Linked DNA regions of Homo sapiens: region 2 is linked to region 1. Evidence: chromatin loops called from intact Hi-C (ENCODE). Cell type or tissue: HCT116. All regions are shown on one strand.

What was found. Hi-C counts contacts between places; a loop is a spot of excess contacts. Peaks named below come from ENCODE experiments on the same cell type or tissue, not always from the same donor. Only the 100,000 strongest peaks of a DNase experiment are listed, where the experiment ranks them.
Region 2: it touches region 1 in a loop (2.7-fold over the local background); 4 of 110 quality-filtered maps call a loop at or near these places.

The regions. Positions count from the first base shown.
Region 1 is chr15:73,780,351-73,782,850 of GRCh38, reverse strand. No RefSeq gene overlaps it. Among named protein-coding and RNA genes, the nearest start is that of INSYN1-AS1, 14 kb to the right of the region's middle. In HCT116, a CTCF peak has its summit at 1,372 (motif pointing right); a DNase peak (open chromatin) is centred at 1,382.
Region 2 is chr15:73,559,461-73,561,960 of GRCh38, reverse strand. REC114 (REC114 meiotic recombination protein) reads right to left here. Exons shown (of 6, transcript NM_001042367.2): 6 at 1,948-2,209. The coding sequence ends at 2,045. NPTN (neuroplastin) reads left to right here. Exons shown (of 9, transcript NM_012428.4): 8 at 1-65; 9 at 913-1,947. The coding sequence ends at 51. Among named protein-coding and RNA genes, the nearest start is that of NPTN-IT1, 8.8 kb to the left of the region's middle. In HCT116, a CTCF peak has its summit at 1,253 (motif pointing left); a DNase peak (open chromatin) is centred at 1,250.

The sequences.
Region 1 (2,500 bases):
TCCAACTTTCAAGCAGCAACTCCCTCATCCAGAACAGCTGCTCAATTACCTCTTAATCTTCTTGATGGAGTGGAGCCAGCCAACCACTGCAGGTCCACGCCAAGTCCCCAAGCCACATCCACAGATCATACCCTACCCCAGAATTCCCAGATGGCTGGGTGGAGGTGTGGAGAGCTCAGGACAGCTTTTCCCTCATACCCAAAACTGCTTCCCTGTGCCAGTGGGTCAGACCAGTAGCCTGGAAGAGACAAAGTTTTAGCCACAGAGACCTGGTTTGAAATTCTACCAATAATGTTTGGCGCTAGGCCTGGAAGGCCCTTCCCAACCTATCCATCCACTCTGGGCACCCTTATTAGCCATGAACAGCTGCCTCTAGGAGTGGTTTTATTAGATTCATTTAAACCTCTGGTTTGGAGCAGGTTTGGATGGTGGGATTGGAAGACAGAGGATATAGATGGGGCAGGAAAGGAAGCCAAGAAAACCGAGCACTGATAACTAACTAGGTTGGGGCGTTCATCTCAAAAGCCAAAAACGAGGGGCCCTGTCCCAGCTAGAGCTTCGGTTGAAACCATTCCATTGCAGGAGCCTGGTAGGAAGTTCCCCAGGTCCATGACAAAACACACACAGGTGTTTGTGTACACAGATGTGAGCGCACATGTGCACAGACACACACACACAAACACATGACCAAGCAGTAATCTAGGAGAGGCTGTGGACTTACTTTTCCCTTCTGAAGATTTTCTTTTCTTTCTTTCTTTTTTTTTTTTTTTTTTTTTGAGACGGGGTCTCGCTCTGTCACCCAGGCTGAAGTGCAGTGGCATGTTCACAGCTCACTGCAGACTCAACCTCTGGGGCTCAGGCGATTCTCCCAAGTAACTAGGACTACAGGCATGTGCCACTATGCCTAGCTAATTTTTAAATTTTTTGTAGAGATGGGGTCTCATCTCACCATGTTGTTCAAGGCTGGTCTTGAACTCCTGGCCTCAAGCACTCCTCCCACCTTGGCCTCCCAAAGCTTACAGGCATAAGCCACCAATGCCTGGCCTCTGGAGATTTTCTGACATCATGTGATAAGCACGTGTCCACCATATCCTCATCCTGGAGCTGATGAAAGTACTAGTACTGTGCAGGACTGAGTTCTGAGACCTGCAACTGGAGACTGGAGGACTGAGCCGTAACTGCTTCCCTGGGAAGCCTTTTCACTGATTCTTTCAGGACAGTGGCCTAGAGAGGTGGGATGGGGAGGTGTGTTGGAAGGCTATCCTTCTGCAGTGATGTGACTCAGACCAGAGCATAGTGGCAGGGGAGTAGTGGAAGGGAAATACAGGTTTTTATTTTCACCCAAGCACTTTGGTTTTGGGCAGAAGCTGCCACAAGGTGTCAGTAAAGGCTCAGAGAGGTTGGCTGACTGGTCCAAGGTCACACAGGCCTTCTGATGCCCAGACCTGGGCATTTCCTACTAGACCCAGAGTGATCTGCTCTGTCTGAAATTGGTTGGCAGAATCACGGGGCAAGCTCAAGAAGGCCTGAGCGACCTTGCTGGGCGGTAACATAAGGTAACTTCCTGGGCTCAGGCCTCCAAGGGGGAAGGCTATGTCAGATTACATCAGTGAAATGGGAGGAGTAGGGGATGAGCCTGGGCTCTGCAACACTGTGTGAGGCTGACATTGATGGCACAGCAGTGACCTCTCCCCGCCCCCACACCACCCCAATTCTTCCTGAATGATCGTGGCGTAACTACTACTCACACTTATCTGCATACCTTCCTTCAACCCCCAGAGGAAGCCACTTCATCAGTCAGTCAGATAAAGAGGCCAGGTCCTTTCTGCTGGGGTTTTGAGGCTGGTCCTATTTAATCTCCTTTTCTTCAAAGGCAAGGAAAGGCCTTGGCAGGCTTGGGACCCTCTGATGCTCCCACCCAGAGAGGGGCTCTCTGCTTTGGGGTCTGGCTCTCCTTTCTGCCTGGCCTTGTGTTGAAAGCTCACTTCCTCTACTGGGCTCCAGGGCCCAAGTTGCTGGGCACAGTGGGGGCAATGGTTAGCATTTGTTGAATGACTGTTGAAGCGAGACCTTTCTGGAGTGGCCAGCTTCCCCCCTGCCTCTGCTGGCTCTCACAGCTAGGGGGCTGAGGGCTGTGCTTTCTGGGGTGGGTGACCACCTGTAGCAGATGCTCCTGGCTGGTTGGCCCAAGCCTCTCCACACCCCTTTTTCCCCAGCCACCTTCCAGTGACTGGCCTAGAGATGGCCACGGGACCCACTTCTGGTCAATGAGATAGGAGTGAAGTCACCGGGTAGGGCTTCAGGACATTCTTTCTAGAAGGTACAGAACTGGCATTCCCCTCAGCCTTTCCATCTTCTTTCTGCCTGGAAGTTGGATCTAGGTGTGGAGTTGCTGCAGCCATCTTGCAATTATGAGGCAACAAGCATGAAGACAAAGGCTTTCACACTAAGGTTGGTGGAAGGGACAATGAGAGGAGCCTGGAGCCTTGACGGCCTGGTG
Region 2 (2,500 bases), 220 kb after region 1:
TCTACCAACAATCACAAAGATAAAAACTTGCGCCAGAGAAACACAAATTAAGTACTGCTTACAATGTAAGTATGGCCTTCTGTAGCAGTCTTAAAAATTATATTCAAATGAATGTGCCTCTATTGACCTTGTTACAAATTCTTCAGTAATTGGTGTTATAAGATATTTTAGTTCATTTCAGAGCAGCTGATACTGATGAAGCCAGTTCTGTCTGCCCAGTTTAGGGACTGGAAAGGAACATTTTTCAGCTGCGTTGTTTTTTGTTGTTGTTTGGATTTTTTAAGATGGAGTCTCACTCTATTGCCCAAGCTGGAGTGCAGTGGTGTGATCTCGGCTCACTGCAACCTCCGCCTCCCGGGTTCAAGCAATTCTCCTGCCCCAGCCTCCTAAGTAGCTGGGATTACAGCTGCCCACCACCATGCCCAGCTAAATTTTGTATTTTTAGTAGAGACGGGGTTTCATCATGTTGGCCAGGGTGGTCTTGAACTCCTGACCTCAAGTGATCCGCCTGCCTCAGCCTCCCAGAAGTGCTGGGATTACAGGCATGAGCCAGTGTGCCCCGCCATCAGGTGCATTGTGTCACATGTTTATATAAATGCCATTTCAGAAGACATATTTTAAAATCAACACTTTTCACTACTATTATATCTTTACAAAGAGGTGAAAATTGTCACCTTCTTAGGTGGCTTATTCCCAGAGGCCTACTAGTCTTACCTCACGTCTGGGGGCAAGACAAGAATGGCCAGGTAGCAGCAGGGCCAGAATGTCATCTTGTTAGGCATATGGAGATCAGAATTTCACACCACATCCCTGAGCGTGCTGTTTGAACCAAAGTTTTGTGTGGCACACGGTGTAGTTGTGAGTGACAGTGCATAATCCCTTTATAATTTCCAAATACATATTTCTTTACAGATCTTTAGGTTCCTGAAACTGGTGGCAACATGACCTGCTAAAATTTTCTGCTTGGACCTCTTTGGTTCTCTCCCCTTTCAAGTGAGCAACACCACAATGACTGTCTAAAGCATGCCTTATTTAGCCTCTCCTGTAAGGGTGATCTAGCCAGGTACATTTTAAACAATGCTTCAGTGTAGAAGGTGTAAACTATTTTGGGCTTGATGTGCTGTGAATGTTGCTTTTTTTTTTCCTTTGTTAAAATATTTAAATAGAAGTGAAAAGGTCCTCTGAGGATCAGATCATGCATGCGCCATTTTTTACTTAATGCAGCTGTTAAATTGGCAAAGCTCTAAAATGCACTGCTGCCATCTAGTGATACACTTTTGTAAAGTACAGCAAAACCTACAGATATATACAGTATATAAATATATATATATATATATTTATATTTTTGGGGGTGGGAGAAATCCAAAATAAAGTAAATGCTTGTTTCATTTTTAAGCTGCTGATATTCATTCCTTATTGTATGTTGTCAGATGAGGAAATTGTGCAGTTCTGGTACATAAAGATGAGTAATATAAACTGAAATCTATAATTTTAAGGGCTTAACCTGTGACTTTAATAAGCTGGAACAGTCCACTGAATGGGTATAATGAATTGCAGTATATACGTATGATTGCTTTTTAAGTGATTATCTTTTCTTCTGTTAAGTCATGTAAATTCATAAATCCTTTTGCACTGATGTGTTGAACCTTATTCTTGTACATTCATTCAATCAAGGCAAACTTTTATAATTTTTCTTTTGTTTCCAATGACCTTGAAATGTTATAGCATGGTAATATTCTATGCAACTATAGTTATACTTTTTGGTTTGACACTGTATTTTTTCACATTGATTTACTGGTTGATGATAGATTTTATAACCTAACGGTTCTCATGCGGTGCGTAATTGTAGATGCATGTACTTGTGTGTTTTGTGTAATTATTGAAGTGCAATGATGTATAAAAAAGTGGATTCACCTGTTTTTAAAAATAAAACATTGATAAAAGGTGTTTGGATAATACTCTTTATTCTAATATCTTCTTTAATTTTAGGAGGAAGCATTTTTCAATACTTTGAAGTTCCTTAGTTATATATGTATATAGAGCATTAATTTCTCAAACCCGCCAGCTTTTTCAGTTCCTTTTCTACCTCTTCCACAAATGCTGGGAAATTCTGATCCATAAGGCACAAACGTAGGAAGGGGCCTAACTCTTCTGCACCCCATGCAGATTGTTCATAGACATGGGGCAGCTCCTCCGATGCCAGAAGAGTCTGCAGGGATACCAGAAAAGTCGTTACAGATTACAGGTAAAAGCAATACCTGGCTAATAGAACACAGGCAAATAGTGCTTTAAGGAAAGATTAGCGAAATACACACCAAAAAAATTAGTGTTAATTAGCTTTACAGGCTTCCTTTACATAGTTTTACTGTTACATTTACAATTTTGTATATTAATATGTATTCTGAATACACATAGCATGTGAGATAATCTTGTTGCCCTAAGGAAAGAATTTCAAATGTACTGATGAAATGTTTGCAAAGTTGAGATTCTACTTTAATGA